Linked DNA regions of Homo sapiens: region 2 is linked to region 1. A link is an interaction called in ENCODE POLR2A ChIA-PET data of the cell type or tissue named here. Cell type or tissue: Caco-2. All regions are shown on one strand. Each heading gives the region's core, and the rest is flanking DNA. Links, peaks and the distances in the headings are about the cores only. Region 1 overlaps UBE2L3 (ubiquitin conjugating enzyme E2 L3). Region 2 has its middle 77 kb from the start of VPREB1.

The links. Peaks named below come from ENCODE experiments on the same cell type or tissue, not always from the same donor. Only the 100,000 strongest peaks of a DNase experiment are listed, where the experiment ranks them.
Region 2: POLR2A ChIA-PET joins it to region 1 with 9 read pairs; 1 of 35 experiments calls an interaction of 5 or more read pairs at or near these places.

Annotation. Positions count from the first base shown.
Region 1 is chr22:21,568,826-21,585,206 of GRCh38, forward strand. The region is part of intron 1 of UBE2L3 (ubiquitin conjugating enzyme E2 L3); the gene reads left to right. Among named protein-coding and RNA genes, the nearest start is that of UBE2L3, 9.3 kb to the left of the region's middle. RefSeq lists an enhancer at 1,149-1,218. In Caco-2, for the core only: no CTCF peak of the experiment used is centred there; a DNase peak (open chromatin) is centred at 9,776.
Region 2 is chr22:22,313,270-22,329,650 of GRCh38, forward strand. It overlaps IGL, the pseudogene BMS1P20, IGLV5-52, IGLV1-51 and IGLV1-50. Among named protein-coding and RNA genes, the nearest start is that of VPREB1, 77 kb to the left of the region's middle. In Caco-2, for the core only: a CTCF peak has its summit at 8,929 (motif pointing right); a DNase peak (open chromatin) is centred at 8,942.

The sequences.
Region 1 (16,381 bases), core at 5,513-13,512:
CATTGAACTTGGAGCCACAGTCTCTGAGCATTCCCTCCGTCCCTGGGAACGTTTCCTTTCTTTTGTTCCCTAAGGGCTAGAGAGGACATTAACTTTATAAAACTGGAGTGGAAGTGGGCACAAAAGAACAGTCAGAGGACTTCAGACCTCTCCTCATCTCTTAAGCTAGTGACACCACCATTCACCAGATAAGGGGTCGGTTAATGGCTTTCTTTCCTACCCTACTCCCAGGTGCAGTCGTCCATTAACCCTTGTGGATTTAAATTTAGAAAGATTTCTGGAGTGCAGGCCGGGCGCGATGGCTCACGCCTGTAATCCCAGCACTCCTGGGAGGCCGAGGCGGGCGGATCACTTGAGGTCAGGAGTTCAAGACCAGCCTGGCCAACATGGTGAAACCCTGTCTCTACTAAAAATATAAAAATTAGCTGGGCGTGGTTGCATTTGCCTGTAATCTCAGCTACCCGGGAGGCTGAGGTGGAAGAGTCGCTTGAACCCGGCAGGTGGAGGTTGCAGTGAGCCAAGTTTGCACCACTGCACTCCAGCCAGGGCGACAGAGTGAGACTCCATGTCAAAAAAAAAAAAAAAAAAAAGATTTCTGGAGTGCATGCCTTGCTTTCTAATGTTACTGAAATTACTCTGAATCTATATCCTCATCTCTCAGGTGCCCTCCCAAGTGCTCTCCTCCCCAGACTACCCCTGACGGACACCAGAGTTCTTTTAAAGCAGATAACTCAATTCTTTCACTCCTGTTAAAAACCTCTATGGTGTTATTGTCCTCAGCAGTTAATCCTAACCTCTTACTTGGCATGCAGGACCTTTCTGAGACTGGCTGAAAGCAATCCCTTGAGCCTCACCTCCTGCCCTTTGGTTTCCCACAGTTCTTGCACCTAATCACAGTAGCTACTATTTTTCCAGCTTTTACTTCGTGCTTTATATGCATGATCATGTTTAATCCTTCCTGTGAAGTAGACATTGTGATTTCCATTTTGTCGATGAGAAAAGATTCTTTGGCTTGCCCAGGGTTACCTAGCTAGGGAGAGTGAGTTGTGATCGAATTCGGTTCTTTCTCCAAAGCAAAGTCTCCTGCTCTTACTTGCTGTCTGATGTCCCTTTGCACGTGTTGTTTGCTCTACCCAAGAAAAGCTGCCTTCTCCTCACTTCTCCCTTCCAGAGAAGTCCCAGGTTCAACTCCAGTGCCAACTACTCTGTGAGCCCGTGCTCCCACATCCCCCTTCAGAATGTGTTGTTTCCTCCTTTGTGTGACCACAGCGCTTTCTTTATATTTCTCTTTGAGCACTTGTCACAATCTCTTTGTGTTACAGACTTGTCTTTCCTGTACTGGGTTCTGAGATCCCGAAGGGCAGGGATCTTGACCTAATTCATCCTGGTAGCCCCCTAGCCTATCCCAGTTGACCCAGTTTGGAATCTCCAGGCTCTCAGGGGTCTAAGAGGGGACTTATTATGGTTTTAAAATTATTACTCTGTTTCTAAAAAAAAACAGACCTTGGAAAAAAATTGTAACATTAACTGAGTATTTATTAAGTATTAGGTTATTTACGTAAGTCATCTTTTCAACACTCAAAGTTAGTGTATTGTCATTTGTATTTTTTATAAATGAGGACATTGTGAGGTTAAGTAGGTTAAGGGAGTTACCTAAGGTAGAATTGTGGAACGTGGTGGGGAGAGAGAAGACGCTGACTCTTCCTGGCTCCAGGATCCAAATTCCATGCCTCTTGTCAGGCTGTCTTTCTTACTCAAAGGCTGCATGGAGCGGTGTGTTGTTTCTTAAGTTGAGGATGGAAAGGCTTTCAGTTCACTAGGGGAACACCAGTTATGTAATGCTGATCATTGGCTGTGAGAATCAATGTTTAAGACTGTTTTTTTTTTCTTTTAAAGGAAGAAAAATTATTGATACAAGTTGATAAACAGTCTTTTCAGTACATAGGGTGGTAATAAAGTGATTTTCGTTGGTGAAAAGTTGGGGCTTAGTGCATGGAACAGTGCCTTAGGCATAGCAATCTAGCAAATGTTGAATGATCAAATTAATTACATCTTAAAGAACTTTAGATTTCTGTTAAAAATGTTTTCTAGGACATTCCACAGCAAAGATTTCTTTGTAACAATGGACTGTCTGCAGATAGTGTAAAACACATTATTAAAAGTAGAGTGATTTACATATACTACACTGAGAAGTTATTTTAGGCAAAGTGAGTATGATAAAGTCTTTTATTTCAAAAGCACTTGCCAGGAGGCTTAACCTCTTTTAGAAGCCTTTTTAGGAATTACAGTGTTAATAAAACATTAAGTACATTTTAATTTGCAAGCAGCTAATTTAGCATTGTTGGCTACAACCAGATTGTAACCATTGCTTCAATCAGGATGGGGAAATTGCTGCAAAAGCCAAAAGTGAAACCTTTATGTGTGGCTTAGGCAACTGATTGCCATCTGATCATTTCTTTGCAGCTTCACACTGCACACATTTCCCCTAAGGGCCCTCCTGTTGAGTAGCTTCCCAGAAGGGCTTTTCTCAGAGGGGAAATCTGTGGATTTAGAGGGGTGTGTGTGTAATGTCTTATTACTTATCATGACATAACTGTTGAGTTAAGGAGTTTCACTCTTGTTGCCCAGGCTTCAGCGCGATGGCACGATCTCTGTGCACTACAACCTCTGCCTCCCAGGTTCAAGCGATTCTCCTGCCTCAGCCTCCCAAGTAGCTGATACTATAGGTGTGCACCACCACTCCCTGCTAATTTTGTATTAGAAAGGAGGTTTCACCATGTTTGCCATGCTGGTCTCTAACTCCTAACCTCAGGTGATCTGCCCGCCGAGGCCTCCCGAAGTGCTGGGATTACAGGTGTGAGCCACTGCGCCCAGCCTAATGCTATTTAAAAATGTTCACTCAGAACTTCATATTGTTATATTTTCTCCCAGTTCATAGTCATAGTAGGAGGAACCTCTAAAAGTTCATTCCTTGGGTTTCGTTGTATTAAGCAGTGAGGTAGTTTGCTTTTGAGTATAGGTTTAGATTCTGAGGTTGGGTGATTAAGGAGATAGAGCAATGAGTATGTCACATGTTTCAGGAGGTGAGGGGAGTTTTATATGTGATGTTATGCCAGTGTAAATGTCCTGAATCCACTGAGGCTTTGTGAATTGAGAAAAACGTTGCGTCTTTTTTTCTAAATTCATGCATTCCAGTAAGTTGGGACTGTTTCAGCCTCCCTTAATGGTATTCTTTGTAAATGTTTGGGACAGGTGATGGGAAGGAGTATACTCAATTATTGCAACATTTGGGACCTTTTAAGGTATTTACTAGAAAACTCTGAGGCAGGCCAGGCGTGGTGACTCACACCTGTAATCCCAGCTCTTTGGGAGGCCGAGGTGGGCGGATCATGAGGTCAGGAGTTCGAGACCAGCCTGGCCAACATAGTGAAACCCCCGTCTCTACTAAAAATCCAAAAAATTAGCTGGGCGTGGTGGTGGGTGCCTGTAATCCCAGCTACTCGGGAGGCTGAGGCAGGAGAATTGCTTGAACCCGGGAGGCAGAGGTTGCGGTGAGCCAAGATTGTGTCATTGCATTCCAGTGCGAGACTCCGTCTCAAAAAAAAAAAAAAAAAAAGAAAACCCTGAGACAAAAACTCTTGTCTCAGGGTACTGGGGCCTTTTCTGATCTTGTTAAAACTCTAAATTAGGAGACTGTTGCTTTAAAATTTTATTATAAGAGGACACTTGAAAGTATTCTCATTTTATTGGAACATTTATTACGTTTAAGATATTTCTATATTCTTTGCTACAGCAGTAAATGTGAGAGCCACATTTCTTTGCAGCTTCACACTGCACACACACTGCACACACTGTGCACATTAGAGAGCCACAGAGACGTTCCTCCTGAGCCAGACTCCAACCACTTCCAGAGTTTTCTTGGGAACGGCACATAGATCTGTAGGCATCTGAGTCTTAGCTCCTCCTGTGACTCTCTCCCTCTGGCCCCATGCATCTCCTCCTGTCCCACCTTAGTTAATGGTTCACTTGTCTACTCAGTTGCTCAAGGAAAAAACGCCAGCGGAGCCCTTCTCGGCTCTTCCTCCCTTGTCTAGTCACCTGGCGGATTCTGCTGAACTATGCCTTCAGTCTCTCTTCTCTGCCTGTCTTCTCTCCATCCCCACTCCCACTCCCAATGCCACTGCCACTCCCACTGCCTCAGTTCAGGCCATCCCTGTTTGTGGTAGACACCTGCATCGAGCTCCTTAATGGTTCATCTAAACTCCTTACTGGTCAGCGCACTCTCTGTCCCACACTACTCCTAACCAGCAGTGCATCAGAGTAGTGTATGGTGTGGTGTGCAGTAGAGAAGTGCACATGAGCAGGCCCTGCTCTCAGAGATTGGAGCAGAATTTAGTAGGGTGAGGATGAGGCTGGGACTCTGGATTACAAGTGCACATTCCTTAGCTTTTTCCTTCAAGGTCTTGTCTCACCAGCCTTGTCTCTCCCCACTTGCCCGTTGAGTCCCCTAAAAACAGCATGCTTTGCACACACACTCTGGATCTCGTGATTGGCATCCCTGTCTCTTCTCTGTACCAGGGTAACTTTTTGACCTTTGAGACTCAGCTCAAGGGGCAATTCCTCTGCCCTTGAGGAGCTCAACAAAGGAGAAAAATGGCACGTACCTGGAACAAAGAAATCCTGGGCTGGCCACTGTGTGCTAGATGTCTGCCACCTGAATAATGGCTTGCAGGAGAGGGAAAGACCCCCTCTGACACTGAGGAGGAGGTCGAACTTGGCCTGGCCCTTTAAGCACGAGTAGGGTTTCAGCAGTTGAAGAAGACGGACTGGGTGGCCAGTGAGGTTGAGTCTCTCTCATCCCTCAGGAGGGCTGTGGGCAGTGCCTATGGGAAATGCTTTGAGGAGCCCCAGAGACCATCTGCCTACTCCCCAGTGCTGCTTGCGTCTGACCTTGTGCCGTCCCGCTTTGGGTTTTAGTTAGGCCAGCCCCTGAGATGCTTTCCAGAAGTGTTGAGGCATTGGCTTGATTTTACCCCAGATTGGCATGTCCAGTGCACCTGGTTCCTCCAGAGCTAGGAGACCTCCCTCTGCCAGGCCAGCCTTGGAGGGTGAGCTACCTCTCTATAGAGGGGTCACTGAGGGCAGTGCTGATGGATTTAAGGACAGGTGGCAGAGATGCCATAGCCTTTAGGTTGAGGGGCCAGATCTACATATCTCCTGGATGCTACAGCTATCCAGGAGAAGTGGCATGCCACTCACTCAGAAAGGGCTTTGCATGTATCTCCTGTGGCCAGCTTCATCATGCCTGTTCTTGGGGGACATAAATAAGCCTAACCTCCCCAAGCCCCCCACCCCTATAAGAAAGGGAGGAAGGGGCTTTTGCTCAGAGCAAAGCTGTTTAGAGGAAGACTACAGCATAGCAGTTAAAAGCTCAGGTTCTGGAGTTTCAATCCTGGGCCTGCCATGTCTTAGCTGAGTGACCCTGGGCAAGTTACTTTACCTCTCTGTGCCTTAGTTACTTCGTCCGTGTGTGAAGGTTAAATGAGTTAATATATACCAACTGCTTAGAAGAGTGCCTGGCATATAGTAAGTGTGAGCTACTTGTAGATATTATTGGGAATAACCAAGACATGTTCCAGGGCAGGGAGGTGACCAGCCTGACAGGAGGGGAGGATTTGGAGGAGTGATAGGAGATGGTATTGCAAAGGTGTTTTCGGGACAGGTTGGGGCCAGTCTGCCTGGACATACCCTCATCACTGAGAGCCCATTCTCTTACCTGTGGTACTCTCTTATTCTGTAGGTTGGAGAAAGAGTTACTGAGACAGCTGTGTGAATGTTTGTTTAAAAATGTTGGCTGGGGGCCAGGCGCGGTGGCTCATGCCTGTAATCCTAGCACCTTGGGAGGCCGAGGTGGGCGGATCATGAGGTCAGGAGATTGAGACAATCCTGGCCAACATGGTGAAAACCCATCTCTACCAAAAATACAAAAATTAACCAGGCCTGGTGGTGCGTGCCTGTAATCCCAGCTACTAGGGAGGGGGAGGCAGAAGAATTGCTTGAACCTGAGAGGCAGAGGTTGCAGCGAGCTGAGATCGTGCCACTGCACTCCAGCCTGGGTGACAGAGTGAGACTCTGTCTCAAAAAATGTTGGCTTGGCGCAGTAGCTCACACCTGTAATCCCAGCACTTTGGGAGGCTAAGGCAGGTGGATCACTTGAGGTCAGGAGTTCGAGACCAGCCTGGTCAACATGGTGAAACCCCGTCTCTACTAGAATCACAAAAAAATTAGCTGGGTGTGGTGGCATGTGCCTGTAATCCCAGCTACTCGGGAGGCTGAGGCAGGAGAATTGCTTGAACCCAGGAGGCAGAGGTTGCAGTGAGCCAAGATCATGCCACTGCACTCTGGCCTGGGCAACAGAGTAAGACTCCATCTCAAAAAAAAAAAAAAAAAAAGAAAAGGAAAAAGAAAAATGTTTACTTGGCTGGGCGTGGTGGCTCATATCCGAATCCCAGCACTTTGAGAGGTCAAGGCGGGTGGATCACTTGAGGAGACCAGCATGGGAAACATGACGAAACCCCATCTCTACTAAAAAAAAAAAAAAAAAAATACAAAAATCAGCCGAGTGTGGTGGTGCATGCCTGTAATCCCAGCTACTCTGGAGGCTGAGGCAGGAGAATCGCTTGAATCCGGGAGGCGGAGGTTGCAGTGAGCTGAGATGGTGCCACTGCGCTCCAGCCTGGGTGATAGAGCGAGACTCTCGAAAGAAAAAAGAGAAAAGTTTACTTTTCCCAACAAAGTTGAATAGCTTTTTTTTTTTTTTTTTTTTTTTTTTTTGGAGACGGAGTCTCACTCTGTCACCCAGGCTGGAGTGCAGTGGCACCATCTCAGCTCACTGCAACCTCTGCCTCCCATGTTCAAGCCATTCCTCCTGCCTCAGCCTCCCGAGTAGCTGGAACTACAGATATGCGCCACCATACCCGGCTGATTTTTGTATTTTTAGTAGAGACGGGGTTTCTCCATTTCCCAGGCTGGTCTCGAACTCCTGCCCTCAGGCGATCCACCCACCTTAGCCTCCCAAAGGATTACAGGCGTGAGCCACTGTGCCCAGCTTAAAATTGAATAGCTCTTGAACTCAAAATTTGTCTTTCTAATATCTCAGAAATTTACCTTGCATATTGTAAACATCCAGTGTAGTGTGACAGTCACTGTGTCCAAAGATGAGCATAGGTGCTATGGAAGGCTCCCACAGGTGCTGAACTGGGGCAGGGGTGGAGGTTTGAAAGCAACTTTTTTTTTTTTTTTTTTTTGAGGCGGAGTCTCGCTCTTTCACCCAGGCTGGAGTACAATGGTGTGATCTTGGTTCACTGCAACCTCCGCCTCCCGGGTTCAAGCAATTCTTCTGCCTCAGCCTCCTGAGTAGCTGGGATTACAGGCGCACGCCACCACGCCTGGCTAATTTTTGCATTTTTGTTTTTTTTTGTTTTTTTTTTGAGATGGAATCTTGCTCTGGCGCCCATGCTGGAGTGCAGTGGTGCGATCTCGGCTCACTGCAAGCTCCACCTCCCAGGTTCACGCCATTCTTCTGCCTCAGCCTCCCGAGTAGCCAGGACTACAAGTGCCCGCCACCATGCCCAGCTAATTTTTTTGTATTTTTAGTAGAGACGGGGTTTCACCATGTTAGTCAGGATGGTCTCGATCTCCTGACCTTATGATCCTCCTGCCTCGGTCTCCCAAAGTGCTGGGATTACAGGCGTGAGCCACCATGCCCGGCCCCCAATTTTTGTATTTTTAGTAGAGCTGGGGTTTCACCATGTTGGTTAGGCTGGTCTCAAACTCCTGACCTTGTGATCCGCCCACCTCGGCCTCCCAAAATTCTAGGATTACAGATGTGAGCCACTGCGCCTGGCCGAAAGCAACTCTTGATTGAGAAGTTGAGGTCTCAGATGTAATATTCTTGCTTCTTGTCTTCTCTTTCCTTTTTTTTTTTTTTTTTTTTGAGACGCAGTCTCGCTCTGTCGCCCAAGCTGGAGTGCAGTGGCACGATCTTGGCTCACTGCAACCTTCACCTCTGGGTTCAAGCAATTCTCCCTGCCTCAGCCTCCTGAGTAGCTGGAATTACAGGCGTGTGCCACCATGCCTGGCTAATTTTTTTTTTTTTTTTGAGATGGAGTCTCGCTGTGTTGCCCAGGCTGGAGTGCAGTGGTACAGTCTTGGCTCACTGAAAGCTCCGCCTCCTGGGTTCACGCCATTCTCCTGCTTCACCCTCTCGAGTAGCTGGGACTACAGGCGCTCGCCACTACACCCAGCTAATCTTTTGTATTTTTAGTAGAAACGGGGTTTCACCATGTTAGCCAGGATGGTCTCGATCTCCTGACTTCATGATCCACCCACCTTGGCCTCCCGAAGTGCTGGTATTACAGGCGTGAGCCACCGTGCCTGGCCTGATTTTTGCATTTTTTAGTAGAGACGGGGTTTCATGGTGTTGGCCAGGCTGGTCGTGAACTCCTAACCTCAGGTGATCCGCCTGCCTCAGCCTCCCAAATAGCTGGGATTACAGGCGTGAGCTACCGCACCCAGCCCTTGTCTTCTCTTTCAACCTTGAAGCAGAAAGTTAAGAAAGTTGCTTCTGGTGGCTGTGTAGTTTCTCCTTCTGACCCTTGCTGCACACATACTCTAGAATTCCAGAGCTGTGTGAGGGATCTTGGAAAGCAGACACCAGTGGCCTCTGTTTACAGATGAGGAGGCTGAAGTCAGTGGTGGAGCCAGGCCCAACATCAAGGTCCCCTGCTCTCTGGGCCTTGCTCCTGCTTTTTAGATGGTTGCTTTTGGTCTTGAGGAAGGGACAAGATGGAGAAGAAGAGGGTTCATTTCAGATTCGGTGGCTGTTTGGGTTTTGTTTGTTTTGGTTTTTAACACTTCCAGGGCTGTGTTGATTATAGTTTTCTGTATTTCACTTTCTTGTCAGATTTTGTCCCTACTTTCCTAGCATAGGTAGGCAGAGCGGGGAACATTCTCTTTTGACAGCCCTTATCCCAGCAGGCACATCTGCAACCAAAGCAGGTGCTAATGTCAAAGGGCTCATGGGCTAATGTCAGGGCTCATGTGATGCTCCATCTTTCTGAGAGGAGACCACCTGACTCACGGTGAGGAAGAGGGTGTAACTCAGAGGTTGAATAGCCTCTGAACCCGTCTGAGATGGCTTATAAAAAAGTGTTTCACACCAGCACGCCTCTCATTAAGAACAGTCAGCGGCCGGGCACGGTGGCTCAGGCCTGTAATCTCAGCACTTTGGGAGGCTGAGGTGGGAGGATCATGAGGTCAAGAGATCGAGACCATCCTGGCTAACACAGTGAAACCCTGTCTCTACTAAAAATACAAAAAAAAATTAGCCGGGCGTGGTGGTGGGCGCCTGTAGTCCCAGCTACTCGGGAGGCTGAGGCAGGAGAATGGTGTGAACCCGGGAGTCGGAGCTTGTAGTGAGCCGGGATTGCGCCACTGCACTCCAGCCTGGGTGACAGAGCAAGACTCTGTCTCGAAAGAAAAAAAAAAAAAAGAACAGTCAGCATAAGAAAACCTAAGCTTCCTGAAGGATTCTCCACGAGTTTTACACAGGCAGTTCCCGTCGTGCCCATTTGTCCTGTGTCAGGCTTTGTGTGGTTGAGTCTGTTGTGGACAGACTTGAAGAGGTCGGTGTCCCAGCCCTCAAGGAGCTGTCAGTCTGGTAGGGGGGTGCTGGACTCTGGAGTTTGTAATGGAGGTCAGGAATGCCAGGCACACCCATGTACAGATGGACACGGAAACACCTTCCAGGAATGAGGCCCGGCAGCCAGAAGCTGGTGTCAAGGCCTGCTGAGTTGGAGCTTTGGCCATGCTTCCCCCATGCTTACTGTGGAGGTTGTGGGCAGTGCGTTCCTCTAAGCCTCTGTTGAGTGTTTTCTTTGTCATGTCCTCTTAGAATGACCACCTGAGAAGGAGTGTGCTGTAACCTCTGAGAAGCACTGTGCTGTGATAGAGTAAGAGTTCAGATGTAGATTTCTGCCTTTGACTCCTTAGTGTTGTGCCTTTGAGCCTCAGTGCCCTGATTTGTCCAGCAGATGATGAGATGACTTCATAAAGTTATGATCATAGCTAAGTGTATTATTTATTTATTTATTTATTTATTTATTTATTTATTTATTTTTTGAGATGGAGTTTCACTCTTGTCACCCAGGCTGGAGTGCAATGGTGTGATCTCGGCTCACTGCAACCTCTGCCTACCAGGTTCACGCAATTCTCCTGCCTCAGCCTCCCGAGTAGCTGGGACTACAGGTGCCCGCCACCACGCCTGGCTAATTTTTGTATTTTTAGTAGAGACGGGGGTTTCACCATGTTGGCCAGGATGGTCTCGAACTTCTGACCTCAGGTTATCCACCTGCCTCGGCCTCCCAAAGTGCTGGGATTACAGGCGTGAGCCACCATGCCCAGCCCCAGGTGTAATTAGTTATGATGATAACTAAATGTAAGATAGCTACCATACTGCTGACCTATGGAAGGGATGATGTCTTGGCATGGGTCCTGCCCCCTTAGCTAAATGTTAGTTGAAATGAGAGAATTGCATTAGAAGGCCATGAGGCTTATGTTTAGATTTTCAGTATATTGAATTACATTTAAGTCATGATTTAGTGGCCAGGCACGGTGGCTCATGCCTATAATCCCAGCACTTAGGAAGGCTGAGGCAGGAGGATCACTTGAGCCTAGGAATTTGAGACCAGTCTGCCCAACATAGTGAGACCCTGTCTCTGCAAAAAATAAAATGATTAACTGGGCATATTGGCACATGCCTGTAGTCGCAGCTTCTCAGAAGGCTGAGGTGGGAGGATCACTTGAGCTCTGGAGGTTGAGACTGCAGTGAGCCGTGATCATGCCACTGCACTCCAGCGTCGGCAACAAAGCAAGACCCTGTCTCAGGGGGAAAAAAAAAAGTCATGATTTTAGTGTCATTGCTAACGGTTGTCTTATGCAAGCTTGGAAAGTTTGCATTTCTGTTACAATTATTTACTTTGATAGACCAGTTATACTGGAATTTGGTAGATTTAAGGCAGGTTTATGTAACTTTCCTCAGATGTCCAGCTCCATCTGCCAGGTTTTGTTTTGCCTGAGCAGTAGGAGCCTAGAAATATTCCTTGCACAACACAGGCACATAATGACTAGCTGTGCAGGACTAGGGAAAATACTGAATATGTTCATGTTTTTGTTGATGTAAATATTGGTCAATACTATTCCAGAGCAAGCTAAGCCCTCCTGGGATCCCACAGAGTAAACAGGAAAACCTGCTCTGTCCGTTTCTAATGGGAGCATTAACTCACTGCTTTGGGTGGCTGAGATAGTCAAAAAAGAGCAATTTCAGTGCAGGTTCTAGTCCTGGGCATGCTCTATACAAGTTCTTTGACTTGGACATCTCTGAGCCTTGGCTTTACCATCTGTGAAATGGGGCTAATATGCCCCACTTGCCCATCTCAGGACTATGAATTGTAAACAGTGCAGAATGGCCTTATAATTGACCACTTCCTCTCAAGCCATGGCTACCCCTTTCCCAGCATCTCTTTGTTTTCTGTTCTTGTTGGAATTACTCTTTTCTTTTCTTTCTTCTTTTTATTTTCTTTGAGATAGACTCTCACTCTGTTGCCCAGGCTGGAGTGCAGTGGCGCGATCTCGGCTTACTGCAGCCTCTGCCTCCTGAGTTAAAGCAGTTCTCCTGCCTTAGCCTCCCGAGTAGTTGGGACTACAGGCATGTGCCACCATGCCTGGCTAAGTTTTTTGTATTTTTAGTAGAGACAGGGTTTCACCATGTTGTTCAGGCTGGTCTCGAACTCCTGACCTTGTGATCCCCCCACCTCAGCCTCCCAAAATGCGGGATTACAGGTGTGAGCCATTGTACCGGACTTAATTTTTGTATTTTTAGTAGAGATGGAGTTTCACCATGTTGGCCAGGCTGGCCTCGAACTCCTGACCTCATATGATCTGCCGGCCTCAGCCTCCCAAAGTGCCGGGATTACAGACATGAGCCACCATGCCTGGCCTCTTTTCTTCAAGAGACAAGGTCTTGCTCCGTTGCCCAGGCTGGAGTGCAGTGGCATGATCATAACTCATTATAACTCATTATAACCTCGAATTCCTGGGCTCAAAGGATCGTCCTGCCTCAGCCTCTTGGGTAGCTGGGACTACAGGTGTGTGCCACCATGCCCGGCTAATTTTTTTTTTTTTTTTTGAGATGGAGTCTCACCCTGTTGCCCAGGCTGGAGTGCAGTGGTGCAATCTTGGCTTATTGCAACCTCTGCCTCCCAGGTTCAAACAATTCTCCCACCTCAGCCCCCCAAGTAGCTGAAGACTATAGGTGAACACTACCATGCACAGCTAATTTTTGCATTTTTTGGTAGAGATGGGGTTTTGCCATGTTTTCCAGGCTAGTCTGAAACCCCTGGGCTCAAGCAGTCCACCTGCCTTGGCTTCCCAAAGTGCTGGGATTTGAGCCACCATGCCTGGCCATTTTGTTATCCTTATTATTTGTAGAGATGGGATCTTGCTATGTTGCCTAGGCTGGTCTTGAACTCCTGGCCTCAAGCGATCCTCCTACCTTGACTTCCCAAAATGCTGGGATTATAGGTGTGAGCCACTGTGCTGGCCGGTGTTCACTTAAAGGAAAAAAAAACCTTCAGGCTGGGCACGGTGGCTCACACTTGTAATCCCAGCACTTTGGGAGGCCTAGATGGGCAGATCACCTGAGGTCGGGAGTTCGAGACCAGCCTGACCAACATGAATAAACCCCTGACTCTACTGAAAATACAAAATTAGCCGGGCATGGTGGCGGGCGCCTGTAATCCCAGCTGCTCGGGAGTCTGAGGCAGGAGAATCACTTGAACCTGGGAGGCGGGGGTTGTGGTGAGCCAAGATCACAACATTGCACTCCAACCTGGGCAACAATAGTGTAACTGTCTCAAAAAAAAAAGAAAAAAAAATTCAGAACAAGCTGTGCCCAGTAGCTCATGCCTATAATCCCACCACTTTGGGAGGCTGAGGCAGGTGGATCACCTGAGGTCAGGAGTTCCAGACCAGCCTGGCCAACATGGCAAAACCCCATGTCTACTGAAAAAAAAAAACAAAAATAATTAGCCAGGCATGGTGGCACCTGCCTGTAGTCCCAGCTACTCAGGAGGCTGAGGCAGGAGAATCGCTTGAACCTGGGAGGCGGAGGTTGCAGCGAGCCAAGATCGCACCACTGCACTCCAGTCTGGGTGACAGAGTGAGACTTCATCTCAAAAAAAAAAACAAAAAAACAAACAAAAAAAAAAACAGTTCAGAACAACGTCTGGGTTTCGGTGCTTATAGACTTGTAGTCAGAGGGATTTTTTCCATGTGCTTAGCTCAGTGGGAGGTTTTAGTCCTTTTAGGAGCTTGTTTCTAGCTGTAGAAATGACACTGCATTCATCAAGGCTCCAGTTTTTTCCTTGCCAAGAAACTGGGTGGTATGAATGTGGTGGGTTTTTTTTTGTTGTTGTTTTTTTTTTTTGCGATGGAGTCTCGCTCTGTCACCCAGGCTGGAGTGCAGTGGTGCAATCTCGGTCTACTGCAACCTCTGCCTCCCAGGTTCAGGCTGTTCTCCTACCTCAGCCTCCCAAGTAGCTGGGATTACAGGCATGCATCATGACTCCTGGCTAATTTTTGTAGTTTTTTGTTTTTTGAGCCGGAGTTTCACTATTGTTGCCCAGCCTGGAGTGCAATGGCGCGATCTCGGCTCACTGCAACCTCTGCCTCATGGGTTCAAGTAATTCTCCTGCCTCAGCCACCCGAGTAGCTGGGATTACAGGCGCTTGCCACCACGCCCAGTTAATTTTTGTATTTTTAGTAGAGACGAGGTTTCACCATGTTGGCCAGGCTGCTGTTGAACTCCTGACCTCAGGTTCCACCTGCCTCAGCCTCCCAAAGTGCTGGGATTACAGGCGTGAGCCACCGTGCCCGGCCCTCAATATGGTGATTCTTAAGCAGAGCAGGGGTTGCACATCACAGTCATCTGGGAGCACTCCCCTCAGAAAGGTACCCATCTTGTACTGGAGGCTGATGCAATAAGCAGGTCCTAGATGGCGCCTAGGCACAGTCAGCTCTCCTTCCTTCTCCCCTGTACCCATCTAAGCCCTTCCCCTGCCTCTCTGCATAGGGGTATTAAACAGCCCCCAGGGGCTTGGCCATGCACCCTGGCTGAAAGTTCTGGCCCTGATCATGAGTGCCCTGAGTTGGTAAACACTGCAGCTAAACTGGTTTCCTTTCTGCTTCCCTAACGCCCCCACTGATTTCTGCCCTCCATGTCTCTGCATACACATTTCCCACACATGGACACCTGTTCTCTAGCAGTTCTGTCTTCCCCCGTCTTTCAAGGCCCATCTCAGAGCCTGTCTTCCACAAAGCTGTTCCCTCCACTGGTGTCTGCTAGACTTTCCTCACTGTGACCTAAAGGTTCCTAGAGCAGCGTTTCTCAGTTCTTTTAACCCACCCTCAACAGCCAAGAAAAGTGGCCTTAAGCTTTACTTTCCTTTAGGGATACTACAGGCCTTTTGCCATTTAACAGATATAAAATGACACAGTGGTATGGAATATGCTTGTTTACATTGTACCAGTGTCCTTGCATTGAGACTTGCTGCCCATAGTACTGCTGTGACATCTGAAGCATCCCTGACTGGCCCCACTGGTTATTCTTCTGCACGTCTGTTCACCTGCTCCTGGCACTGACTTCAGAGGAGACTCAAGAGGGTGTATAGTACAGTCTTGCCCAGTGCAGGTGGCTTCTTTCTGACAGCCCTGGCCACTGGCAGCCCTGTCTGCCCCACCCATTTGAGTATCTATAATGACATGACGACTGCTGCCCCGAGTCAGGGGGGCTTAGACCACGTGAAGGTAGCATTAAAGAGTTTGGCACTGAGTCAAAAGCTGCCTGGGATAGTGAACACTTACTGGCCCCAATTCTTTCTTCTTTACTCATATAGAAGGTTGAATCCTTTGCAGGTGAACTTTTTAAATTTTAATTTTTTTTTTCTTCTGAGGTGGAGTTTCACTCGTTGCCCAGGCCGGAGTTCAATGGAGCGATCTTGGCTCACTGCAACCTCCTGCCTCCTGGGTTCAAGCGATTCTCCTGCCTCAGCCTCCTGAGTAGCTGGGATTACAGGCGTGTGCCACCATGCTGGGCTAATTTTGTATTTTTAGTAGAGACGGGGTTTCTCCATGTTGGTCAGGCTGGTCTCGAACTCCCGACCTCAGGTGATCCGCCCGCCTTGGCCTCCCAAAGTGCTGGGATTACAGGCATGAGCCACCGTGTCTGGCCTAAATTTTTTTTTTTTTTTTTGAGACAGAGTCTCGCTCTGTCACCCAGGCTGGAGTGCAGTGGGGTGATCTCAGCTCACTGCAACCTCCACCTCCCGGGTTCAAGCGATTCTTCTGCCTTAGCCTCCCGAGTAGCTGGGACTACAGGTGTCACCACCACGCCTGGCTAATTTTTGTATTTTTAGTAGAGATGGGGTTTCACCATATTGGCCAGGCTGGTGTTGAACTCCTGACCTTGTGTTCTGCCTGCCTTGGCCTCCCAAAGTGCTGGAATTACAGGCGTGAGCCACCACACCCGGCCTCGGCCTAAATTTTAAATTTTAAGTTTTATTTTATTTTTATTTTTTTGAGACAAGGTCTCACTCTGTCACCCAGACTGGAGTGCAGTGGCATGATCATGGGCTCAGGCAATCCTTCCGCTTCATTTTTTAATTTTTTTGTAGAGATGAGGTCTTACTGTGTGGCCCAGGCTGGTCTCCAACTCCTGGCCTCAAGTGATTTTCCCGCTTCGGCAACCCAAAGTGCTGGGATTACAGGAGCACTTTGGGAGGCCGAGGCGGGTGGATCCCTTGAGGTTAGGAGTTGGAGACCAGCCTGGCCAACATGGCAAAACCCCATCTCTACTAAAAATACAAAAATGAGCTGGGCATGGTGGTGCGTGCCTGTAGCCCCAGCTACTCAGGAGGCTGAGGCATAAGAAGCACTTGAGCCTGGGAGGCGGAGGTTGGAGTGAGCTGAGATCACGCCTCCACACTCCAGCCTGGAGAGCGAGACTCCGTCTCAAAACAAACAAACAAAAAACAACAAAATGTGGAATTACTGGCATAAGCCACTTCGTCCAACCAGCAGGTGAACTTTTTAACGTTTGAAGACAGATGTATGTCATCTTCACATTTCTTTAGGCCATAGGTTCCTGGACCTTTTGATTGTTCCTGGTAGGACATGGTCCTTGCTGTTCTTGTCCTGAGCAGCCCTTATTTGATGTGGTCTTCTAAAGTATGGTGTCCAGAACTGGACACAGCATTTGGCTCTG
Region 2 (16,381 bases), core at 4,802-12,801, 740 kb after region 1:
AGGGCAAGGTACCCCAGTTCAGCCAATGCCGTTTTCCTGGGATATGGGGGTGCCATGTTGGCTCATCCCTGGCAGGTGTGGCTGCTCAGCTCAGCCAAGACACTGATTCCCTGTGAAGCAGGGCAGCGCTTCAGCTCTCATGCAGTGGGGGGTGTGACTGCTCAGACTGGCTAAGGCACTGATTCCCTGGAAAGCAGGGCACCAAGTCAGCTCAGGCTCCAAGGGGCAGGGCGCAATGGCAGCTGGGAGGGGAGGGGCACAGCAGCGTGGCCCTGCAGGTGGGGTGTATGCTGTGATGTGGACATCATTTGTTCCCACCAGCCATTTGAAATTTCATCCATTTGAAATTTGATTCCAAATGTGGTGGTGTGGGAGGTGGGGCCTAGTGGGAGGTATTTGGGTCACAGGGCAGATCCTTTATGAATAGATTAATGCCTTTTCATGGGACTGGATTAGTTACCAGGAGTGGATTGTTATCAGAGTGAGTTCAGCTTCCTAGACTCTCGTGTTTCCTCTCTTGCCATGTGAGCCCCTTGCATACACCTGTTTCCCCTTCCACTTTCCCTATGAGATGAAGCAGCACAAGACCCTCGCCAGTTGTGCTGCCCAATCTCGGACTTTTCAGACACAAGCAGGGTGAGCCAAATAAACCTTTTTTATAAAATAAGTTACCCCGAGTCTCAAGTATTCTGTTACAGCCACACTAAATGGCCTAAGACAGTGTAACAGCGGCTCGGGGGTGGTGGGCCACTAGGTGGGTGTGATATAGAGCAACAAAGCCTGAGGATGGAAGAAGGGTGCGGTGGCAGCTCACCCTGGGTGGGACATGCTCCCGAAGTGGTCCAGGTCCAGGAGGGCACGTTGCAGCAGCAGCTGGTCCATGGGGGTGGGGCACAATGTCAGTTCCTTCTCTGAGGGGAGTGCTGGGGCTACTGGGCCCCTCTTGCTTCCTTATCCCTGCAGGGAGACATCCCCTCTGCTTCAGGCTGATCCCTCTGGGGGAATGGGTGGTGGGGGCCAGATGTTTCCTTCCCTCCTTTATGTGACCGTCCTGGTTTTCTGTGCTCTGCTGGATTTCTGCTACTCCTTGATGCACTCTGGGGCTCTCTTTTAGTGACTTTCATCAAAATATAGATGTTTGCTGCTTTGGCTGTCTTTGTCAGGGGATGAGTGCAAGGGGCTATTGATCAGCCCCTTGCTGGCATCACTCCCTCTTAAACTTTTCACTGGGTACTCTTTTGAACTATTTTTTCCCCCACCGTATACATGTATTTTTTAAACGTTAATGTGCTAATTTCTACTGAAGCAATGTGGATTTTTCTGAAAGTTTTAATGTTTTAATAAGCTTTTTATTGAAATGTTAATGTCCACACAGAAGAGTGCCCGAATCATAAGTGTGCATCTAGATGAACTGTAGCACACCAGGCTGCCACGCCCTGGACCAAGCAGTAGCCTCGCCCTGTGGCCTCTCCCAGGCACTGCTGCCCCAACCCACAGAATAGCTACTTTCCCAGTTCCTGATGTAGATTTGTTCTGCCTGGTTTTGACTTCTATAAAATACAGCACATTCTGTTTAGCCTGGCTTCTTTGGTTCAGTATTACAGAACACATCCATGTTCTTGTCTATGGCAGACATTGATTTATCGTCATTGTTGAGTTCCATTATATGACTGTGTCACCATTTTTCCATTGATGAGTAAAATGATTTCCTATTTTTGGCTGTTATCCCACGGCCCTGAACACTAGGTCTGGATATGGGACTTGCAGGTATGCAGGGGCACACGCACTTCTGCTGGAGGATCCCTGGGTGGGGTGGAGACTCCAGGGCACCTGTGCTCTGCTTCAGTATGGAGTAGTTGGAGTGTATTGCTTAGAACAAAAGAGATGAGACACTAACACTGTGTGTATATTCTAAATCATATATCAGTGAAGAAATGTGATGTTTGCAACATCTTCTCTGGGGATGCTAACCCCCTAAGTCATTATTACCATGCATGTAAGCACCTCACCTAGATCTGCACTCCATCTAGCAGTGAGAAATTCCACCATAATCTACACACCATAATATCATCAATGTGTCTAGAAGTCAGATCCTCTATGTGTGAACCAAGACAATGCCTGGCAAACAAGACAGCTGGGCTCTCAGGTCTCTGCACCATGGGGAGGTGTGTAAGGCCATTCTTGAATTACTATAAAGAAATCTCTGAGACTGGATGATTTACAAAGAAATTTACAAAGAAATGTTGAATTGACTCACAGTTCTGTGGGCTGTACAGGAAGCTTGGTGCTGGCATCTGCTCCTTTTCTGGGATGCCTCAAGGAGTTTTTACTCACGGCAGAAGATGAAGTAGGAGCAGGCATCTCACATGGCAGAACAGGAGCAGGATAGAGAGTGGGTAGGAAAGGTGTCACAAATTTGAACAACCAAATCCCATGAAAACTCACTATCATAAGGTGAAAACCAACCCAAGAAGGATACTCTCTCATGACCCAAGTACCTCCCACAAGGTCCCACTTCCAACCTTGTGAATTACATTTCAACATGAGATTTAGTTTAGCATCCAAACTATACCATTATTCCCCTGGTCTCTAAAGTCTCATGTTCTTCTCACATGGCAAAATACAATAATGTCTTCCTAACAATCCCCAAAACTCTTAACTCATTCCAGCATCAACTCAGTCGAAGTCCACAGTTCAGAGTCTCATTTGAGTTAAGGCAAGTCCCTTTCACCTATAGGCCAGTAAAATAAAAAACAAGTTATTTACTTCCAAAATACACTGGTAGTACAGACATTGGGTAAATATTCCCATTCCAAGAGAGAAAAAACTGCCATAAAAAAAGGGCTACAGATGTCATGGAAGTTTGAAACCCCGCAGGGCATTCATTAAATGTTAAAGCTCCAAAATAATCTTTTTTTGACTCCGTCTCCCACATCCAGGGCACACTGATGTAAAGGGCAAGCTACCAAGGCTGAGGGCAGTTCTACCCATTTGGCTACGCAGGGTTCGGCCCCTGTGGCTACTCTCATAGGCTGTTAAGTGCCTGCAGCTTTTCCAGGTGTAGGATACAATCTGCCAGTAGATCTACCATTCTGGAATACAGAGGACAGTGACCTCCTTCCCACACCTCCACTAGGCAGTGCCCCAGTGGGGACTCGGTCTGGGGCCTCCAACCCCACATTTCCCCTCCACACTGACCTAGTAGAGGTTCTGTGGGAGGGTTCTGCCCCCACAACAGGCTTCTGCCTTAGCACCCAGGCTTTTCCATACATCCTCTGAAATCTAGGTGGAGGTTGTTGAGGCTCCAGCACTCTTGCATTCTGTACTCCTGCAGGTTTAACACCACATGGAAGCTTCCAAGGCTTAACATGGCTTTTGCTCCCCAAAACTGTGGCATAGCATTATCTGGAGCCTCTTGAGCCAAGGCTGGAGCTGAATCAGCCATGAGGTTGCACAGGACTGTGGGGCCCTAGGCCAGACCCAGCAAGCCATTCAGTTCACCTAGGCCTCAGGACCTGTAATGTGAGAGGCTGCCTCAGAGATATCTGAAATGCCTTTGAGGTCTTTTTCCCATTGTCTTGGCTATCAACACTTGGCTCCTCTTTAGTTACGCAAATACCTCTAGCAAGTGATTGTTTCGCAGCCCACTTGGATTCTTTTCAGGAAGAGGGGATGTTATTTTCTGCCACATAGTCAAGCTGAAAATTTTTCAATCTTCTATGCTCTGCTTTCCTTTTAAATATAAATTCCAAATTAAAGTCATTTCTTTGATCTCACATCTGAGTATAGGCTGTAGACACAGCCAGGCCACCTCTTGAACTCTTTCTGCCTAGAAATTTCTTCTGCCAGATACTCTAAATGATTGTTCTGAAGTTCCAACTTCCACAGATTCCTAGAACATGAATAGAATTCAGCCAAACTCTTTCCTAAGGCATAACATGGGAGATACTTGCCCCAGTTCCCAATAAGTTACTCACTTTCCGTCTGAGATGTTGACAGCCTATGCTTCATTGTTCCTAACACCATCAGCATTTTGATCACAACCATTTAACCAGTCTCTATAAAGTCTGAAGCATTTTCTAATCTTCCTGTTGTGAACCCCCAAAATTGGACACAAGTCTCAGTTAACTCAGAAAGCTTATTTTGCCAAGGTTGAGGAGGCACATCTGTGACACAGCCTCAGGAGATCCTGATGACATGTGTCCAAGATGGTAGGGGTACCGCTTGGTTTTATGCATTTTAGGCAGACATGAGACATCAATCAACATGTGTAAGATGTACATCAGTTCAGTCTGGAAAGGTGGAACAGCTCCAGGTGAAGGCAGGACAACTTGAAGTGGGGAAGGGGCTTCCAGTCTTAGATAGATAAGAGACACATGGTTGCATTCTTTTGAGCTTCTGATGAGCCTCTCCAAAAGGAGGCAATCAGATATGTGTTTCTCTCAGTGAGCAGAGGGGAGACTTTCAATAGACTGGGAGGCAGGTTTGCTCTAAGCAGTTCCCAGGTTGAGTGGGGTCCCAAGATTTGTTTTCCTTTCACACTGTCTTCTCCTGAGCCCCCCAAACCCTTCCAACCTCTGGCCATGACTGAGTTCCACAGCTGCTTTTGTACTATCAGGTATCTTTTAGCCATACTTTATTTACCAATTATCTGTGTTAGGACATTGTTGCATTGCTACAAAGAAATTTGTTGGGAAATTTACAAACAAAAGAGGTTGAATTGGCTTATGGTTCTGCAGGCTGTACAAGAGTCATGGTGCCTCCATTTGCTTGGCTTCTGAGGACACCTCAAGGGGATTTTACTTGGTGGAACATGAAGTGGGAGCAGACATCTCTCATGGCAGGGTGGGAGCAAGAAAGAGAGTAAGGCAGGAGGTTCCACACATCTAAACAATCAGATCTTGCAAGAACTCACTCACTGTCATGAGGACAGCACCAAGCCTCGCGGAATCCGCTTCAATGACCCAACCACCTCCCACCAGGTGCCACATGCAACATTGGGGATTACGTTTCAACAGGAGATTGAGAGAGGACACACATCCACACTATATCAGGAGGTGTGTGCCTTGCAACCATCAGGGGATGCTGCAGGACTGCCCTATGGTCCCTACACAGCTGCTTAGTAAGAACCATTCACTCCAAGGAACCTGTGCCCTGTGCTCAATGATGGGGACTCAGGAGCTGTGTCCTCTCTGGCCTGGCAGAGTCCCCTAAGCAGAGACCTGTGTATGGTCTCGGCAGGTGCTTCCTCCCAGGGCCCTCCCGAGGGGGAAACCAAACCTTCCTCCTCCTCAGTCTGGAGTGTGAGCTAAGCTTCAGCTCCAGGGCTCAGGGAGGGGCTGGGCAGTCCTTGGATGGAAACATATTTGCATGAGCAGCCCCTCCTCTGGCAGAGGATGGAGAAGAAGAGGAGACCTGGGGCAGCTCAGGCCCACTGTTAGGGCTCAGGGGCTGTGTCCACCATGGCCTGGACTCTTCTCCTTCTCGTGCTCCTCTCTCACTGCACAGGTAGGGAAAGTCCTTATAAACTGAGTCTCAGTGTCCAACCTACACCATCCCCTGTGGCTCAGACCTACAAGAAGCTTTACCCTGGGAACTGCCTTATCACCCATGATGTCTGTGTTTTCAGGTTCCCTCTCCCAGCCTGTGCTGACTCAGCCATCTTCCCATTCTGCATCTTCTGGAGCATCAGTCAGACTCACCTGCATGCTGAGCAGTGGCTTCAGTGTTGGGGACTTCTGGATAAGGTGGTACCAACAAAAGCCAGGGAACCCTCCCCGGTATCTCCTGTACTACCACTCAGACTCCAATAAGGGCCAAGGCTCTGGAGTTCCCAGCCGCTTCTCTGGATCCAACGATGCATCAGCCAATGCAGGGATTCTGCGTATCTCTGGGCTCCAGCCTGAGGATGAGGCTGACTATTACTGTGGTACATGGCACAGCAACTCTAAGACTCACACAGTGCTCCAGACCCATGAGGAAGTAAGACAAAACCCTCCCCTCTACTCTCCTGGTCTAGTGAAATCACCCCTGCTGGTGGCTCTGACCAAATCTAGCTCAGGGGGTGACATCTGTTGTCTCATCGACAGCACTGGAGCTCCCACGGAGAAGTAGGTCTAACAAAGTCCTACCTTGCTCGCATTTCACAGGCAGACATCCCTTGCTCAGGGGTAAAATCTCTCAGTGTTGACATTGAAGAAGGCAAGAGGGCTGGGTTGGGGTTCATCTCAGCTCAGAGTCTAGAAGTGACTCAGAGATGCTGCTGGTCTGAGAGTTTTAATATGAGCCTTGGGATACAATACAGGGATGCAGATGGGAATTGTATTCTCTTTGTCAGTAACGAACCATCAGTAATTGAAAAGTCAATACATTGAGAATAGCATAAAGCATGAAATACTTTAGGATAAGTATGACAAAAATTGTTGTTTTACACACTAGAAGTCCTAAAACATTGTTTAGACACAGGTCTTAAAGAAGACCTGAGTAAATGCACAGATAATCCTTTTTTTTTTTTTTTTTTTTTGAGGCAGAGTTTCACTCTTGTTGCCCAGGCTGGAGTGCAATGGCATGATCTTGGATCTCGGCTCACCACAACCTCCACCTCCTGGGTTCAAGCGATTCTCCTGCCTCAGCCTCCCGAGTAGCTGGGATTACAGGCATGTGCCACCACGCCTGGCTAATTTTTGTATTTTTAGTAGAGATGGGGTTTCTCCATGTTGGTCAGGCTGGTCTCGAACACCTGATCTCCGGTGATCTGCCCGCCTCGGCCTCCTGAAGTGCTGGGATTACTGGCGTGAGCCAATGCGCCCAGCCCAGATAACCCTTTTTTTTTTTTTTTTTTTTGAGCAGGAGTCTCGCTCTGTCGCCCAGGATGCAGTGCAGTGGCGCGATCTTGGCTCACTGCAACCTCTGCCTCCCGGTTGAAGTGATTCTCCTGCCTCAGCCTCCCTAGTAGCTGGGACTACAGGCATGTGCCACCATGCCCGGCTAATTTTTTTTTTTCCTTGTGGCAACGGGGTTTCACCGTGTTTGGTCTTGATCTCTTGACCTTGTGATCCGCCCACCTTGGCCTCTCAAACTGCTGGGATTACAGGCATGAGCCACCGTGCCTGGCCCCAGATAACCCTTTTTATGTGAGAGTGTAGAGAATGTTGCTGCAGCTGGTGTGGGATGGGGGATGGCTGGGTTGAGACTGTGTTGTCACCTGCAGTGTACACCTGAGGTGACATGGTTCTGAACATCACTTTCCCCATTGAAGGCCCGAGTGACCTATCACTTGCTTCTCAAAATTCAGGAACTAGGTGACTCTAGGAGAGTGCACAGGAAGCTTTCTGCATATTCTTTCAAGAGATTTCGAGGTCACTGACTCTTTTTTCAAGACTTAAACACAAAATCCACATCCATCATTCTTGCGTAAAGAGACCATTCTTTTTTTTTTGAGATGGAGTCTCGCTCTGTTGCCCAAGCTGGAGTGCAGTGGCATGATCTCGGCTCACTGCAAGCTCTGTCTTCTGGGTTCATGCCCTTCTCCTGCCTCAGCCTCCCAAGTAGCTGGGACTACAGGCACCCGCCGCCATGCCCGGCTAATTTTTTGTATTTTTTAGTGGAGATGGGGTTTCAACATGTTGGCCAGAATGGTCTTGATCTCTTGACCTCGTGATCCACCCGCCTTGGCCTCCCAAAGTGCTGGGATTACAGGTGTGAGCCACTGCACCCGGCCCAAGATGGGGTTTCATCATGTTGACCTGGCTGGTCTCAAACTCCCAACCTCAAGTGATCCACTCACTTCAGCCTCCCAAAGTGCTGGGATGACAGGCGTGAGCCACAGTGCCCGGCCTAGTACATTGTTTAAATGGTGCATGTAAAACCTCATGGTACTACAACTGCCTGGTGACAGACTCACCAGAGTAAATAACTATCCTGCTGTTCTCCAACCACATGGGATTCCCCAAACAAAGATTTGTTGAGTCCAAGATGCATCATGCCAGAACTCTTGCAGTCATACACATAATTTGTTTCATTTTAATAAATACGGTTATCTTTTTTCTTCAGTTTATTGTTTTTAATGTATCATCTTCTAGGTTTCATTACACATCAAAGATGAATAATTTCTCTCATCTTTAGGACATGCTGAAAACACTCATTAGTGATTTTGAACAGTATTATTTCCTAAACATCCTAGTTGGAATGGTTGATCCTAAAAGCTACCATGTGTCAGGCTCACCTGAGTGCAGACTGTGGTCTAAACAAGCTAAAGTTTTAATTCTTCCATCTTCAAATACGGAGCATATTTGCTTGTTTTGCTCTTTAGCAAAACACTGCAAAGTCATTCGCCAGGATCTCCTGCAGACTGGCATTCAGTGATGGAGAACAGACTCCTAGGTGAGATCCCTGGTCACAGGATCCAGATGACTATGACTGCAAGTCTGGAAAAGAAGAGACAGAACAAAGATTTACCAGCATAACCCTCTGAGAATGTGCCCCAGCCATCCTGGAGGGAAGAGCTCCCTATTGACCCAGCACTGCAGAATCCACAGAGGAAGGACAGCTCTGGCCACCAGGGAGCAGCCACACGACAAGAGAGGACCCGGTGTCCCCACAGGTGAGGAAATGAGTCCATGGGGCTGGTCAGTGCTCTCGATTTCATTCTGCCATAACAGGACTTTGTGTAGTCACCACCTGAGTCCTATACAGTGAACAGCCAAGGAGACATGGACAGATTCACCCCTGAGGAACCCAGTAGAATGTGAAGTCTGCCCTGAGGTCACGAAGAAAAGACTCAGGGGGCTGCCTGGCCTGGCCCTGATGGAGGGGGCCATGGACAGAACAACGGGGAGGCAGGGGTGTCTCTGAGAGGCTCTGGTCACCTTGTCATACAATGGTGGTGTACAATGTCGCACCATGGACACTAGGGGGCGCCTGCGCACCATTCCTGAGAAGACTGGGTGTGATGAGAGCAGGACCAGCGCCACCTGTCCTGCTTGGTGCCCTATGCTTAGGGCTCACAGATGTCAACTCTCCACCCCCTGGGACCACACAGCCCCACCCCTGGCACTCTCTGACATCCTCAGGCAGAGGAGCTTGACCCAGGGCCCAGGGTGGGATCAGAAAGCTGGAGGGTCTGATTTGCATGGATGGACCCTCCTTCTCTCAGAGTATAAAGAGGGGCAGGGAGAGACTTGGGGAAGCTCTGCTTCAGCTGTGAGCGCAGAAGGCAGGACTCGGGACAATCTTCATCATGACCTGCTCCCCTCTCCTCCTCACCCTTCTCATTCACTGCACAGGTGCCCAGACACAGGGTCAGGGGAGGGGTCCAGGAAGCCCATGAGGCCCTGCTTTCTCCTTCTCTCTCTAGACCAAGAATCACCGTGTCTGTGTCTCTCCTGCTTCCAGGGTCCTGGGCCCAGTCTGTGTTGACGCAGCCGCCCTCAGTGTCTGCGGCCCCAGGACAGAAGGTCACCATCTCCTGCTCTGGAAGCAGCTCCAACATTGGGAATAATTATGTATCCTGGTACCAGCAGCTCCCAGGAACAGCCCCCAAACTCCTCATTTATGACAATAATAAGCGACCCTCAGGGATTCCTGACCGATTCTCTGGCTCCAAGTCTGGCACGTCAGCCACCCTGGGCATCACCGGACTCCAGACTGGGGACGAGGCCGATTATTACTGCGGAACATGGGATAGCAGCCTGAGTGCTGGCACAGTGCTCCAGCCCAATGGGGAACTGAGACAAGAACCCCCTTCTTCCTCCCCCAGGAGGGTGAGTGCCGCCAGCTGCTGCTCACGCCTGACCTGTAGCTTCTGCTGCTGCAGGTTCTCCCATGGGCCACGGGGCAGCCAGGGCCCTGCCTAGGAGTGGAGGCTCCACCACTTTTGTCCTCAGAGTCAGGAACAGGGACTCCAGGAATGAGAATATCCTGCTCCTGCAGCTTGGGACACAGGGTCTCTGCACTGACATCCTGGGCTGAGGTGGCAGGTCCAGCTGTGTCTTCACAGTCCTTCCTGTGCCTGCCCATGGTGTGGGGAGGGAGGGAGTGGGGGAGGGGGTGTGGGCCTTTGAGCTTCACTAGAGACCTGAGGGAGCAGAGGTGCTCCCCAAGACCTGGACTCCTTCCCTCACCCTCCTCCCATCACTCTCCTCACTGTAGCTATGGCCAGGTGAGGGCTCAGGGCTACTTGAGGACCTTGCTCAGCCCAGGGCCTCCATCCCAGGCATTGTTTCCAAACTCTGTAAGGGCTGTCTCTGAATCTGTAGAAACAGTTATTTCTGTGTGCCCAGGACTGGGTTAGAGGGCACCAACCCCACCCCTTGCAAACTGCTCCTCACCTCTTAGCGCCCCAGTGAGGAGAAGAAAGAGTTAGAAATCAGGAATCTACTCAGGGCTCCCCTCTCTCCCCTTTCCCAGCCTCCCCTGGCTTTCTCTTTCTACAGAAACACCAAGGAGGCAGCCACCAAGGACGAGGGGAGGCCCAGGCATTATACCAGGCAGCGGAGCCAGCCAGTCCCCCCAGATGGTGGAGGGAGGTGGTGGAGGTGTCTGGGACCAGAAAATAGTGAGGACCCTCTTACTGAAGTGAGGACGGGTGGCATAAACTGAGGCCCAGATGGTGGACCAGATCTCCTGAGCCATCTACTCATTTCTTCGTGTGTTCCAGTTTGGGTAAGAATAGGCTAAAAAAAAAAAAAAAAGGCTTTGAAGAGGTTCCTTTCCTCAGATAAGAATTCGTAGAGGATTATTGCCCACTCAGGCATTGAGGGGAGGCTGAGCCTCACTCTCAGGCCAATAGAACTGGGGGCTTTCAAGGGAATTTGATTGTACTGAGCTCCCAGACTCTGACATCTAAGATTTTTGCCCTCGTAGCCGAACCCAGCACTGATACCAAAATGGATGAAGGCTGATAGATAAGCCTAGAATATTCTAGCTGGCACCATCTCGTGGAAAAGAGAATCAAGTTAGAATATTGATGTGATAAGGTGGCATCGCACAGTGAGGGGAGGAGAGCTTGCATGGGGGAGGGTAGAGGAGCCACTAGAGGGCTGGACAAGGAGGAGACAGTCTGAGGTAAGTTTGTGAGGAAAACTCCAGATGCTTCAGAGAAGATGGACAAGGAGGTAGGCAGTGTGAAGGCCATGGGACCAGCTCTAGTCACCGGGAGAGAGTGGTCAGATTCAGCACCAGTGTCTGGGGAGGAGGTACTGAAGCCTGGGTGAGGGGAGAGGCTCAAGGCTGGCCTTAGGACCTGAGTGGGGCACAGTGATCACACTGCTGGGGGGTCCTTCAAGTGCAAGGGGGCTGCAGGAAGGCTTGAGCTCATTGTCACAATGAAAACTTAGACAACAGCTCCCCAGCCTTGTTCAAAGGTGTCACAGGACTTTTTCCTCTCCACATGGCAACGTGGAGAAGAAAACTTATCTCTGAGATATATAAGATGTTAGTTCTCCATAACCTCTCTTGTCCCCTGGCTGAATTCCTATTTGGAAACAAAATGACTCTCCAGTTTTATATATGACATCCTCACAAAAAAAAAGTTCCAGAATGAGAAAGATCTGCCCTCCCTGACCCACTGGTGAGGAATCTCAGCCTTCAGGACAACCAGACTAAATCATTCATGCCATCTCCCATGACAGCATCATGTGGACCAGGGAGCCTACCTTATGGGTTTGGGCCACACACTGCCTGTCCCTAGCATTGCAGCTGGGGACACTTACATGCTGAACTCATGGCTGGGAGATCTGAGGTCCAGACATGACAGGAAAAGGAAAAAGACCAGGAGCTCTGCCTAAGTAGCCCCCCTGTGTGAATCACTCTACCCTCCACCCTCATCTTCAGTTCGTGATGGGTATTGTCTTGTGAAAACTGAAAGCTGGGCTGGGACACAGGCAAGAGAGTCTCTGACTCACAAATCTCCATCGTGGGCTCTCTGGCCTTTCTGATATTCTTTTCACACATCAATTCTGGGCCAAGACACATCCATGCTCATCAAGAAGGCATTGATAGGAGAATCAGGTAGCCTCCAGAGAGACAGGAAGCAGATAAACACCCTCATGTTGGCCTCCTAAGCCCAGAGGAGAAAAAAAAAAGTTGGAGGGGAAGAAGTTCAAGAAGCCACACTAGAAGCCACTGATTACCATCACCTCGGCACCTGTCCTCCATCTGCCCCTCTTTCAAGTGAGGACCAGACTCGGGACAGCACCTGCACCTCCCCCTCTGTCCATGCACTGTGTAGGGAGCCTCCTTCTGCTCTCATCTCAAGGTGGCTGCTCCGCCAGGTCAGCCGTATCACTGCTGAGAGTCTTCCCTGGGTCCTGGTCACAGGGTCTGGGATCAGCAGCAACCTGGCTTTGATTCAGCTCTGACCCTGCCCCTTCAGGACACAAAGCCCATTATTAAAGGGATAACTGAACTCTCCTAGTTCACTCAACCTTAGATTTTCCTTCTCAGTGTCCTTCTAGAAAGTGCCGCCTCTACTAAATGATTTCATGTTATTTGCTCAGGTCTAGAGCTATTTGATTTCCAAAATTCTATACTCTTCTGTTCTCATTCCCGGTCATGGCTCATTTTCCCTCAGCAGCTAATGATGCTAATCATGTATCTACCCCCCATTGTCACAAAAAAGAGAGATGGAAGAGTTCCTTAGATAAATACAGGGTTAGCAAAGAAAAGTTTCATTATCTCTTAAGAATTACTCCAAGATCTGGCCAGGCGTGGTGGCTCATGCCTGTAATCCTAGCACTTTGGGAGTCCAAGGTAGACAGGTCACGAGATCAGGAGATCGAGACCATCCTGGCTAACATGGTGAAAACCCATCTCTACTAAAAATACAAAAAATTAGCCAGGCATGGTGGTGGGCACTTGTAGTCCCAGCTACTGAGGAGGCTGAGGCAGGAGAACAGCGTGAACCCGGGAAGTGGAGCTTGCAGGGAGCCGAGATCATGTCTCTGCACTCCAGCCTGGGCAACAGAGCGAGACTCCGTCTCAAAAAAAAAAAATAAAGAATTACTCCAAGATCTAAGAAAATTAATTCCAGTTCTTCAAGAGTTTACTCCTCAGAAACAACAGCATGAATACATTAGGTAGTGAATGTTCTTGGTCTTCTCAATGAATAACGTCTGAAAGGTTCAGAGTATATGTTTCAAAAAGGTAAGTGCATAACTTTCAAAAAAATGTAGTATTAACATGTCAACAATTTTAATTGGTATATATATTTCTGAAAAAAAAAGCAGTATGATGGTAAAAGAAATGTAAAAAAGCCTTTGTAAAACCCAGTGCTTACAGTCCACCAGGATAGCACCTGTGAAGCAAATTTCCTTTGCTGAAGATACACCGCCTTTTAGAATAATAGCAAGATAGTTTGAATTTGTCTTCTTCTCTCACAGCAATCTAAAAATTAACTTGATCCCATTTATATGACATATCTAGAAATATTCCTGTACATGTGGACATTCCCATCGCACACCTCCCATCCAGGCTGTCCTAAAGTGGCATCTCCTCTTCTTCTGCTCATGTTCTCCCCCTCTCCTCACCTCTCCTGCTGACACGTGGCTCCTCCCTGCCTTCCTCTCCAGTAGCCCCAGCAGATCAGGCCCAACCAGTGAACAAGCTCCTGGACTTCTTGGATTTCTGAGGACTTGCCCTGCCAGGGTGTCTTTCTCAATCACAATCTCTCCTTCCCGGGAGTCCAGTTCTCCTAGATCCTGTTATTTATCTAATGTTATACATCTGTATCTACTTGGTGGACTTCCCTACATCTTCACCCGAACCCCAGGAATCTTCAGGTCATGCCCATATGACCTTAGTTCTCCTGGAGTCCCTTCTTCCTTCTTCCCCTGTGATCCCACCAAGTGGAGATCTCTTCTCAGACCCTGGAGTGCAGCAGGGACTTCTCTGGTCTCTGCCCCAGGGATTAAGGGGGTGGAATTGAGGACTCCTGTGCCCTTCCTATGCCTGTGTTTTCATCAGGGTCAGCTGCACAAGGTAGGGATTCCCACTCTCAGAGTATGAAGAGGGGCAGGGAGAGATTTGGGGAAGCTCTGCTTCAGCTGTGGGCACAGGAGGCAGCACTCAGGACAATCTCCAGCATGGCCTGGTCTTCTCTCCTCCTCACTCTCCTCGCTCACTGCACAGGTGACTGGATGCAGATCGAGGGGAGGGTCCCTGGGAAGCCTATGGATTCTTGCTTTCTCCTCTTGTCTCTAGAAGCAGAATCATGATGCCTGTGTCTCTCCCACTTCCAGGGTCCTGGGCCCAGTCTGTGCTGACGCAGCCGCCCTCAGTGTCTGGGGCCCCAGGGCAGAGGGTCACCATCTCCTGCACTGGGAGCAGCTCCAACATTGGGGCGGGTTATGTTGTACATTGGTACCAGCAGCTTCCAGGAACAGCCCCCAAACTCCTCATCTATGGTAACAGCAATCGGCCCTCAGGGGTCCCTGACCAATTCTCTGGCTCCAAGTCTGGCACCTCAGCCTCCCTGGCCATCACTGGACTCCAGTCTGAGGATGAGGCTGATTATTACTGCAAAGCATGGGATAACAGCCTGAATGCTCACACAGTGCTCCAGGCCCAGGGGGAGGTGAGAGAAGAACCCCCTTCCTCCTCTACCAGGAGGGTGAGCGCTCAGCTGCTACTGCTCAGGCGTGGCCTGTGGCTTCTGCTGCTGCAGCTTCCCCCATGGTCCAGGGGCATCCAGGGCCCTGCCTCAGAGTAGAGGCTTCTCTTTTTTTCTGTTCTGAGAATCATGCACAGCAGCTCCTTCCTAGGAACAGGGCCTCCAGGGACCAGAACATCCATCTCTTTGTACCTTGGGACACAGGGTCTCTGCAGTGAAGTCCTGGGCTGAGGTGTCAGGTCCAACTGTCATCACAAACCTGATGCAGAACCTGTGTCTCCATCAACCTCATTTCCTGATTTCTGGAAGTTCCGACTGTTGGCTTTCTGTCCCTGCTCCTCAGGGTGAATCGCTTGGCTTCTTTCCTCCCCAGCCTACTCTTTTTAATAAAACCCTTTCCAAGGAGGAATAATGTCCATACGAGAAAACACCTATATTTATAATATACCATGACACCCATTTTGGCATGTTTCTGGATCCTTGAAAGCATCACCACCACCGAGCTATGCAAGCTGTGACCAACCCCAGCAGCTCCTCATGACCCTTTGTCATCTCCCTTTCTACCCCAATGCCCTCCCGGGAAGCCACAGATCCTCCTCTGTCATTAGTGTTTGGTTTCCATTTTCTGGAAGGTATCAGTGTTCACAAACATTCTCTTGCCATTTGTTGAGGCTTCTTTCACTCCGCACACTTTTTGAGATTCTCCCTGTTGTTGCTGAATGACATCTCATCCCATAAAGGGCTCATCAGTACCTTTGAGGGCCCCTAGCCATTTTGCCTTTCATGCCCATTCCTGCATTTGTATATACACATATAGAATCCAGGGTAGCCTATATTCCTTTTAATCTGAATTTTAAAAAATCAATACATTTTCTGGGGCCCCTAACAGCGTCGAGTCCTGTAGGCATTTGATCTTCTCTCTCCAGTGATGCTCAGCCCTACTTGCATCTCATGCGATTATACTCACTTCTCGCCATTATTCAACAATTTTGTTTTATTCTCTTGGTTTTAAATAGGCAATACACAAACAAGATGCCACATGAGAACTATGGAAACCACTTCCCCCTCCTACATCCTGTCTCCTGGCCTGTTGGTTTCTCTCAGCTGAAGTGACCAGGAATGCTTACATTTATGTTCCCTCCCAGCCAGGATCTGTGTGTAGAAACAAGGGGGTCTGTCTGTGTCTGTGTGGGCAACCACATTATGTTTTCTTTAGTACCACTACAACCTTACTATTGACAAACAACTTTTTAATTCCTGAGACTGTGACTTCATGTAATCCTGACAGTAGCCCGATTATTGCTTTTGAGGCAGTGGTCCTGATTGGAGAGGAACTGTTTGTGACCTGGGGATGGCGTTCTCTAATTTATCAAATGTAAACACTGGAGGTCAGTTAAATTTGAATTCGGTAAAACAATGATGAAGAATCAATAGGTAGGCTGGGCGCCGTGGCTCACACCTTAACCCTGGCACTTTTGGAAGCCAAGGTTGATGGATTGCTTCAGGCCAGGAGTTCGAGACAAGTCTGACCCACGTGGTGAAACCCCGTATCTCCTAAAAATACAAAAATTAGCTGGGCCTCATGACATATACCTGTAATCCCAGTGACTCAGGAGGTTGAGGCATGAGAATCACTTGAACCCAAGAGGCAGAGGTTGCAGTGAGCTGAGACCGGGCCACTAACTCCAGGTGGAGTAACAGAGTGACACTCTGACTCAAAAAAAAATACAAAAAAAAAAAAAAAAGAGTCAGTATGTGTATCCCCCAGACAAT